Regions from separate parts of the Homo sapiens genome. Here region 1 is linked to region 2. The links are chromatin loops, found by intact Hi-C in ENCODE. Cell type or tissue: CD4-positive, alpha-beta T cell. All regions are shown on one strand. Each heading gives the region's core, and the rest is flanking DNA. Links, peaks and the distances in the headings are about the cores only. Region 1 overlaps IFT70B (intraflagellar transport 70B). Region 2 has its middle 5.7 kb from the start of MIR4444-1.

The links. Peaks named below come from ENCODE experiments on the same cell type or tissue, not always from the same donor. Only the 100,000 strongest peaks of a DNase experiment are listed, where the experiment ranks them.
Region 1: a loop joins it to region 2, with 4 times the contacts of the local background. A loop is called at or near these places in 8 of 110 quality-filtered maps.

The regions. Positions count from the first base shown.
Region 1 is chr2:177,545,060-177,550,440 of GRCh38, forward strand. IFT70B (intraflagellar transport 70B) reads right to left here. Exons shown (of 1, transcript NM_152517.3): 1 at 3,939-5,381. Among named protein-coding and RNA genes, the nearest start is that of IFT70B, 5.0 kb to the right of the region's middle. In CD4-positive, alpha-beta T cell, for the core only: no CTCF peak of the experiment used is centred there; no DNase peak of the experiment used is centred there.
Region 2 is chr2:177,204,380-177,209,767 of GRCh38, forward strand. No RefSeq gene overlaps it. Among named protein-coding and RNA genes, the nearest start is that of MIR4444-1, 5.7 kb to the right of the region's middle. RefSeq lists an enhancer at 1-772. In CD4-positive, alpha-beta T cell, for the core only: no CTCF peak of the experiment used is centred there; no DNase peak of the experiment used is centred there.

The DNA of each region.
Region 1 (5,381 bases), core at 382-5,381, 340 kb after region 2:
TCTGACATTTCATCCATGAAAGAACATTCAGGATTCAGACATCTACACTTTCACTTGACATACAGTTGTCCAACTTATATTTTTACATTTTGGCCACAAATACGCTTTTTATTCAGTTAATCAGCATTTATGTCAGATAAACAAGTAATCATGTTTACTTAACATTTTCTGCTGCCACAGTGAAATCCTGATAAAGCTACTACTACAGTTTCCTGTGCTACCCTATAAGAAAAAGAAATGAAACTTTCCGGCCATCACATTTCCTTTTGCCTATGTTTGGCCTCAGGGGCGTGTCTCTCTTTTTGAAAGACTCAAATCCATTTTCTACTGCATTTTCTGATGTGGTCTGTTGATTGGGCCTGGTATTGCCTGATGGACAAGCTCTGAAATCCACCCTTGCATAGTTTTGCCATGTCCTTTGTACCTCATTGTGCTAACATTAGATAGATGAAGCTGCTCTTCTTTGAAAATGGCAGAATTTTACCACTGTAAAGTAACTTAGAAGATAGGATTCTAAATACAAGAAGCAGTGGATAAGGTTCTATTTTGGACATTTTGGGTGTGATTCATTTTTCTCAATGAACTTCAAGTCACTTTCCCTATTCATTTCTTCTTTTATATAGTGAAAAACTCTGAGGTCCCTTTCAACTCTGTCTCAGTGATTCTAATGAGTCTGTGTTTTTTTGCTGAACACTACCCTAGAATTGATTATTATATAATTAATTTTTTAATTCATCCTTTTTTGCCAGACAGGCAAGAAGGTAGCATTGTTATCACAACAACCCTGTGAAGTAAGTGGTATCATCCCCTTTTTACTGGTGAAAAAAACTGAAGTTTGGTTAGGTTAAGAAGCACCCACCATTAGTAGCTGGGAAGTGGCATTGCAGGGCTGTGGAGCCAGGTGACTAACTCCAGTACCTGTGTGCTGGCTGCTTCACTGCTGTAGGCTACTTGTGCTGGATGACTATGATGTACACAGAATGTATTTTTAAAGTAGATTATTAGTTGTTGTCCTCTACAGAAGGGCACAAGTGTTGGGGTGATCAGACCCAACACCAGGTCATCGGGGTGATGAAGTCCAGTAGAATCAAAGGAATGAGAAAAGACAGTTTGAGAGATAAAGTGGGTCTGGGGGCCAACGCGAGTATGGCGGCTGCAAAGGCCCCGAGCTCTGGAAGCCCAGACTGTTTATTGGTGATCAAACAAAGAAACAGATGGTGAGAATGTGGGGTTGAAAGGGAGCGTTGCATTAAGCACATGATTTACAGCTGTGACGGTTTAACATTTATATGGCCAATTCTAAGACACAATTGATCTAGGAGCCTGGGAGGGCTAGAAGCAAGGAGCCAGCAAGTCTAGACACATTCCAGAGGCCATGAGGGATTTTATGCCCTGAGCCCTGGATTCTTTCCAATCTACGAGGGGTTTTATGCCCTGGGCTTAGATGATGGTGCGTCAGGGTAGTCTTCCACCCTTTAGCACAGAATTCAGTGTTCCAAAGGCCACGAGGGGTTTTAGACCCTGGCCCCCGGACATGTTCCAGGACTCTTTTTACATTATGTCAGAAATGCAAACCCTGCCTCAGCTTCTCCCAACACTCAGCTTTTCCCAACAACAAGTAAGAAGATGGAGTCTCTTTCTCCTACAGAGTAGAAGCTGCTCTCTTTGTGACCACATGCCATAGAATGCCAGAAAGGTTTTTTCTCAGATATTGTCTTGCTGTGTAAATGTTTAACCCACAGTATCCTGCACTGATTTTGTGGGTTTAATGTGAAACTCATAAAAGGAAATATCTGATGGAGTTAATAAATTTGCATTTTTATAACTTTAATATAGTACTATTTGAGCTGCACTTAAAAATATAAGACAATCTTTTTCTATAAGTTATACATCTTCCATTGGGAGACTGGAAATTGAAAGAACTGTTTGAGATTAAAGAAATGTTTTATTATAACCTAGAGACAATCTAGGACCTTAGGAAAGTCACAATTCCTTAAAAGTACTAATTTAAGGATTCAGGTTGCTGCTGTAGGGTTTGAGCTACATTAGGGTACTCAAAAAGTATATATAACTGGAATGAAAGTATCAGTTTAGAATCTGATGGTTACAGTCATGGTGATTATGTAGTTGGACAACCAAAACCCAAGAGTTACTGGCTCATGACAAAATGTGGTTTGACTGAATACAAAGGGCATAGCCCAAAAACTGAAAACTACTGAAAACCCACATGTCACTTTAGTCCCAGAGGTAGGTCAACAAGGGATAAGAGGCATTTAGTGAATGGTGCAGAATGAGCTGCAAGTCACACTAATACCAGGAAACTACTCTGTGGCAGAGAACACTCTCAGAAACACAACCTCTAGGTCTTTCCAGATCACCCAGAGTCATTAAGAAAAAGAAGAAAGGGAACCTGAAACATAAAAATTATATTTGAAAATCCTGATACTCACTTGTGAAGTCTTTCTTTAGTGATGTTATCCTTTTAAAGTTAGGTTGTTTAGGTAGTCTCACTCTGCTTAACTGTAGTCAGACTTCCAACACTGCTAACCCTCCAGGACACCAGGGAGAAAATGAGCCCAGATGAGGATTACAGGGCAGAGGGGTCAGAAAGTTACTTCTAAAGCTTCCCCTCCAAGCCATTTACCCTTTCTAATTTCACATTTCCTAATAAGTATATTTATTTGGGCATCTATCCCATAGCCCTCTCTAAACAAATCATTCTGACCTTGGGCCAAACCTATCACTGTGATTCTGTATGGATTCCATCTGAGGTGCTCCTCTAAGCCTGTGAGGCCATACACCCCTCAGGTTAGGAGTGTCCCTCCTATGATGACAGCTATCCCATTGCCAGATGACCCACCTTCATCCCCACACAGTCATCCCAGTTCCCAATTGTCTGCTTCTCATGAATGGGTCAGAGTTAGCCACCACACCTGACCTTCACAGATGGTATTGGGGCAAACATCCATTCTGCAGCTGAGGCCACATTCAAAGGGGGACTGTCGTGAGGAATAAAAATCCTTTGACAGGCATGTCATGCCACCCATCAAAGGAGTCTGTGCTTGCTGGTTCTGCACAGAGAGATCAAGTTCTTGTTCCTGAGAAAACAAATATAACTACTTGTGTATAAGCACACATTCCTATTTTGTGTGTGCCTGTGTGGAGACCAAGGGGTTGACTTAAGATGAAATACTCGATATTTGATTCCTTTAAAATAGACTATGCAGGTATTATGAAGAAATCTTAAAATATTCCTTATATTTCCATAATGAACTCATTGTTGTCAAGAAAAGTGCTTTTAGCGCTTTATGTACTCTAGGAGCACAGAATAAAGCTTTCATTTGAGTTTTAGGTACAGAAGCTTTCACTCAAATGGCAAAATATGGGGTCATTGTGAAGTCATTTTCTTTTTAGAATCAAGAAGCAAAGCAGGGTACTTTGAATGTGAGTTTTAAAGATATATATCCTGAAAATAAGGACAACAAGTGCCAGGGGAGTTAGGAATGCCCTGTCTTCCCAGGCCTCAGCACCAGACTTCTTGACTCTGTGTGGTTCATAAGACTTTGTTGTTGCCAGCAGCAATCTGAATCTGGGTGGGTTCCTCTCTGAGAGCCAGGGTAAGGAAGGGGACAAATGGCATGGTTCACCTTTATTTCTTAGTGGTGTGAGCAGTCAGGATTTCCTTATACATTACTAAGCAGGAAATCCCAAATGCCCAGCAGCAAGGGGTTAAAAACCATTCTGAAAAGCTTTTTATGTTCTGAAAAGTTAAATTACACATACATGAAAACCACAAACACATAGCACCTGGGTAAATAAATTGTGGCCAAATAAAGACCAGGCTATTTGCAAAAGGGAATCTGGAAAACATTTGTTTTTGGGTGGTTAACATTAGTTACACTTTATGCTTTTTTTTCCCCCTAAAGAAAATAGTGTGGTTTAGAAGAAACAGGAAAAAAAAAAAGAATTTTAATATGGCCATTGAAAACAAGATTTCAGTTCATTTACTTTCCAAATCTTAAGGGGCTACCAAGACTGACAGGGGCACAAAGCTACTGCAGCAACACTTTTAGTACAGAAGTTGTCAAACAAAGAACATTTCCCAGACATTGAATGTGCTATGGGATGCAGTGAAGAGGTCACTAAACATTGCTTGTCCTCCACATGTGAGACTAAAGCATCAGTGGTAAATGATAGCAGCTCAGATAATTAAGATTTAAAATGCCATAAATTCAAAACCATTGAACTTCACAATAAGCCAAATTTCCTGGTATAATACAATTTGAGCACTCAGGAGGTCATGCTACAGAGGAATTATGCTGAGCATGTTTCTTATCAGTACTTATGTGGCTAAGTGGTTCCTTTTCCTTGAAGGAAAAAATCATCTCATTATGGCAGAGGTTCCCTATCATTCAGAAGAAAGCTACTAGGTTGAGCTATGAGAAACTGCTAGTTTTGTACATCAAAAACTGTCAAAATCAACAACTGCATATGATTCAGTCTAATACACTTGATTTTTCTAAGCCAGGTCAAGTTAGGATTGACAGTTACTTTTTGTGGGAAGAGAGGAGTGAGGAGTGGGAAATCAAATAGTAAGGCTCTTGTAAGGTTCAGAAAATAAAATGCCTGATCAGAATGCATGTGGTTCCCAGTGGGAACTCCAAATAACTCTTGGGAGTTGCGGACATGAAATGAACATTACAACTTAGAATTGACCTTTTTGGTCAGACCTGGTGGCTGAGATTTTTCCTTATTCAAGAGGCTACAACATGGAAACACTGTACAGCCAGCATATCCTAAATTGCAAACACAAAGGTAGGAATTAAGAACTGAGAACTGGACCCAGTGATTTGTGCCAGTAGTCCCAGCTACTTGGGAAGCTGAAGTGGGAGTATGCTTAAGCCTAGGAGCTGGATACTAGCCTGGGCAACAAACATAACAAAACCTGTGTCTCTTAAACAAACCCCTGAGTTCTCAGGATAGCTCTGTTATTTCTCACAGAGATATTTAAAAAGTTATCATGGAAAATAGTAACAGTGTATCTTGTTCATATATTTAAATTATTAAAGGGAACAAAAGAAAACCAGGGAAATTTGTTCTTTGATAATCGTTCATTGTCTCTACATTATAGCACCATAATTTTGTTAAGGCAACAAAATTTTTTACTGACTTTTGCACGTTAAAACCACTTATAACCTAAGGAATTTTGGTTAGGTAAAGAATTATATCCATATGAATAAACACTGCCAAAATATCCTAAAGTCTATATAAAAAGTATGCATTACAAATTAATGAGTGTAAATTGTGAGACTACTCTCACACAATCCCTGAAATGATTATTTAAAGACTACTCTTAACTATTACTGAGATAGTGCTTGGTC
Region 2 (5,388 bases), core at 302-5,301:
GATTGCAGCCTGGGCCAGAGATCTGTACAGCAGAATTGGAAGGAGCTATCATGGTGTGACTTGCTGAAAGAGTTTCTGTCCAAAATCAAATTCTTCCACTGACTTGCTTCACTGACTCTTATTCCCACCATTTGAAAATGTTTGCTTTGGGTTAAGGTATTATTGTCACAAGAAATTTTCTTAAGACATAGATCTCCCAGGGAGAGCTAAGATTCTGGGATTCATTTGTTAATGTGAACTCAGCAGGACACAAACGAACAAGGCACAGAACAGCTCAGTTTCTGTGTGTGGAGGGTCCCGTGGATCTGTTTTCTTGCTCACATCTCAGTCAGAAGTCTCATGTCACTACATACTAACATATTTTCCTCATTTAATATCCGATATTGCTACTGATGAGTATTTCCCTTTAATGAATTACATTTGGGTTACAGTTATCTTCACCATTCCTACACAGATAAGCAGGCCTTAATTTACAAATGAGCCAAACATTCATACAGTAATTTTGGTCTCTCACTGCCAATTAATTACAGAAAACAATGGAGCTTTTTTGTAAATCTGGGGCTTAAATGTGAAGGAAGAAAAGACTCCCAGGTCGAGATGTGCCTACGATGGCTGACTCCAAGGACAATCTTGCTGGCAGTGATAGCCTACCTATTTAGAGGCCACTCTGTCCCTTTCCTCATCCCCAAATCTCTTCCAAATGTTGCCTAAATTCCACCATATAGAGTTTGTTTTGATTAATAAAATTCATATGCACCTGACAGAGAACTCAAAAGGACATAGAGGCCAAATTTGGGGCAATTTAAATATCAAAAGGAATAATGACTGCAATTGATTATAAAACAGTGAATAAATAAAAACCCATGAATCTATAGTGATACTCAAAGAGAGAGAGAGAAAAAAGATAATTTGCCACCTTTGAAGGTGACTGTTATACTAACTTCTTATTCTGAAAATTGGTAATTAAAGTACCTACCCTGTCTTTTAAGGAGGAATTGTAGTTCATTCCCAGTTGGTGAAGAGACATTTTGTGTGTGTGTGTGTGTGTGTGTGTGTGTGTGTGTGTGTGTGTTTACAAATGCTAGCTAATAAATGTAGAAGAAATGATATAATTAGAAAAGTCATCATTCTGTCATCCCCAATGAAATAATAATTCAGTCAAGGGTGATCAAAAATGCTAACACATAATGGGAAAGGTTGTTTTGGGGTCCAATATTTGCATGGGACCAAAGTACCACCTCAGAGATGACCTTCTCATTACAAAGGAGGGTTTTACCACTTTGATGAAATTTAACATCACAAATAGCGGGACAATCTGATATTGTGTGCCGCGTAATGTGACACAACAATCTAAACTACACATCATCACCTCTGATATACTCTTGCTCAACCTGATTAATTTGAAGTTAATAAGAGTTTGGATTTAACCTTCCAATTTATAGGAAATGAAGGAGACAGAGAATCTAGTTAAATCGCACCTGCAGAAAACAATCAAATAAACCCAAAATGTAAAGCATCCTACAAATTCATTTGTCCTGATCTCTTCAAAAGGTCAATTTTATGGGGAAAAAAGTGGAGGTGTGACACCTTTCCTTACCCATTGTAAGGGTCATGGCCAACACTCTTATAACAGAAGACAAGTTAGTAAGAGAAAAGTGTAACTAATTAATTTAATCAAAGTTTTATGTGAAAGTCATTTGTAAAGCACCTACTAAAAAGATTTCAGCCTTTTCAGACTTCCAAATTGGGATTTGTCTGAAAGAGAACGTAAGTCCCTGTGAATGACTCCTTAATACTTTTTGTATCAAATTACCTCCTCAATCTCTAAATCATTCAACTGTGGTGTGTGTGTGTGTGTGTGTGTGTGTGTGTGTGTGTGTGTGTGTGTGTTGGGAGAAGGAAGTGATATATCTTGTCATCTTAACAAATACACTAATCAGGCCTAACCTCTTCTTTAGCTTCCTAGGAGGCATGTACAAATCCCCTGAGAGTTCTCACGCACTTACACCACCTCATACTTTTCCCAGGGAAAGTGGCCACTCGTAGGAGAACAATGGGTGCATTTCACAAAGTTTCTCAGGAAGTTCTATACCTCAGTGTGACAAAACCTTATGGAAACAAGAGGAGAGAGAAAACGAAAAAGGGAAGGATCCAGAAGGAAGCAGTGATGAACTAAAGGGAAAAACCAATGTCCTTAATAAAGACAAAAAAGGAAAACATCAAAAAGAAGCAACAGGGCCGGGTGTGGTGGCTCACACCTGTAATTCCTGCACTTTGGCAGGCTGAGGCAGGTGGATCACCTGAGGTCAGGAGTTTTGAGACTAGCCTGGCCAACATGATGAAATCTTGTCTCTACTAAAAATACAAAAAATTAGCTGGGCATGGTGGCGTGTGCCTGTAATCCCAGCTACTCAGGAGGCTGAGGCAGGAGAATCACTTGAACCTGGGAGGCGGAGGTTGCAGTGAGCCGAGATCGCGCCACTGCAATCCAGCCTGGGCAACGAGAGCAAAACTCCAACTCAAAAAATAACAAATAAAAATATATAAAAATTAGCCAGGTGTGGTGGTACATGCCTGTAATCCCAGCTACTTGGGATGCCAAGGCAGAAGAATCGCTTGAATCCAGTAGGCAGAGGTTGCAGTGAGCCAAGATCGTGCCACTGCACTCCAGCGTGGGCAACAGAGCAAGACTCTGTCTCAAAAAAAAAAAAAAAAAAAAAGGATGAACAGGCAGTAATGTTGATCCCTAGGTCAGGAAGGATTAACATTTAAGAATAGGGATATTAATTTGACAGATAATCATTTGTGACCTTGGAAAAACAATTTCGATAGCCTGTGGCAGAAACTAGGAACACTTAAGAAATGAGTGGCAGCCTGTGACAGAAACTAGATTAGGAACACTTTAGAAATGAGTGCTGACAAGAAAGTGGAAGTAAATACAAGATGGCAAGTGAATAAATTTCTGAAAAGAGACCAGGTACCTGCTCTAGACAGGGCACTGTACTGGGCACTGTGCAGACTTCACGGGCATATGACCTTTGCAGTTGCACAGAGTCCAGCACTTATAAGGGTCCTGGCTTGGCTTAATACTTTGATGTCATGTCTTGAAATTCTTAATAATTTTTGAACACGGCACCCTGCATTTTCATTTTGCACATGGCTCCACAAATTATGCAGTAGGTCTGTATTAGTTCGTTCTCATGCTGCCATGAATACCCAAGACTGGCAATTTATAAAGAAAAAGGTTTAATTGGCTCACAGTTCCACATGGCAGGGGAGGCCTCAGGAAACTTACAATCATGGCAGAAGGCACCTCTTCATAGGGCAGAAGGAGAGAGAATGAGTGCAAGCAGGGGAAATGCCAGATGCTTATAAAACCATCAGATCTCCCGAGACTCACTAATTATCATGAGAACAGCATGGGAGAAACCACCCCCATGATTCAATTACCTCAACCTGGTCCCATCCTTGACATGTGGGGATTACAGGGATTACAATTCAAGGTGAGATTTGGATGGAAACAAAGAGCCAAACCATATCAAGGTCCAACAGGGCACTGAAGGGGACCCAAAATATGTCATCCATGATTCATATATCTAATGTTGAATATTCCATAAATAAGTGAATTGCCTACTACAGAGCCAATCACTGTAGTGGTCTCTGGAAACATAAGAAACATAGTGAACAACACAAATGTATGATAGATTTTTAAAGAAAAGGTTGTTACCTTCAAGAATATTAAAATGTAAATACAGTGATTATATGACATTCTAATTCAGCACTTTACTTGCAGGGCCTATATAATTTTAGTCAATGTATTCAACTTTCCTACATCCCAGATTAGGGAGAATTTACCCTCCTAAGTTTATTAAGGGAATGAAATCAGGAACATAATGTACGTGGCCCATTACAAGGTATACAGTAGTATTCAATAATGTGAGTGACTATGATGAATTTCCAGCACCTAGCATTGCCTGGCACATAGTAAGAGTTTGGTAAATAACTTTGTTAAGTGGAAGAGAAAGGAAATTTCAAATCAATCTGGATAGTTAGACATACATTGGTAAAAATAAAACAAATATGTTTGTTTCATATATATAAGCATTGATTAGGCCAACAAGAAAATGTGAGAGGATATGTAATAAGTTGTTGATCATGGTCAAATCTATGTAATAGGATTTTGTGGGGAAAGACTTTTTGTGTGTGTTTTACTTTATAAACTCCTTATTTAAAAATCAAGATTTTAGAAAATAAAGCTTTGGTATATTCTGAATATAATGGCACATAACAAAGCTTATAGTTTATTACAATTCCTCCCTTTTAAGGGTTACCTTCTTCCCTCATGCCTGTAATCCCAGCACTTTGGGAGGCCGAGGCGGGTGGATCACAAGGTCAAGAGATGGAGACCATCCTGGCTGACGTGGTGAAACCCCGTCTCTACTAAAAATACAAAAAATTAGCCAGGTGTGGTGGTGAGCGCCTGTAGTCCCAGCTACTTGAGAGGCTAAGGCAGGAGAATCACTTGAACCCGGGAGGCGGAGGTTGCAGTGAGCCGAGATTGTGCCACTGCACTCCAGCCTGGTGACAGAGCGAGACTCTGTCTCAAAAACAAACAAAATGAGTTACCTTCTTCCAGCCAGGCACAGTGGCTCACGCCTATAATCCCAGCACCTTGGGAGGCCAAGGCGGGCGGATCTCTTAAGATCAGGAATTCCAGACTAACCCAGCCAACATGGTGAAACCCTGTCTCCACTAAAAATACAAAAATTAGCCAGGCGTGGTGATGCACGCCTGTAGTCCTTACTACTTGAGAGGCTAAGGCAGGAGAATAGCTTGAACTCAGGAGGCAGGGGTTGCAGTGAGCAGAGATCACGCCACTGCACTCCAGCGTGGGCGACAGAGCAAGAGACTCTGTCTCAAAACAAAAACAAAAACAAAATTAGCCGGGCATGGTAGCATGGGCCTGTAATCCCAGCTACTTGGGTGGCTGAGGCATGAGAATTGTTTGAACCCAGGAGTGGTAGGTTGCAGTGAGCCGAGATCATGCCACTGCACTCTAGCCCGGGTGACAGAGTGAGACTCTGTCTCAAGAAAAAAAAAGTCTAGATCAGAAACTGCATAAAGCCACTTCAACCATAAAACCTAATATCAAAATGTATTCACAGGAACAAGTTCAAGTTGATCACTAAAAAACACGGAAAATTTTAATTTGAAAGTTTTATGCAAATTCAATATTTAATATCATTCCTAATACTTTGTATTTTATCAAAATCAGATGCTTAAAACATTACCACCACTTAGATGCCTCCAAATATCTTCTAGTTTACCCTACTATGCTGTACAAAAATGATTATTTTCTGTATGTCATGATATAAAGGAGAGGGCCTG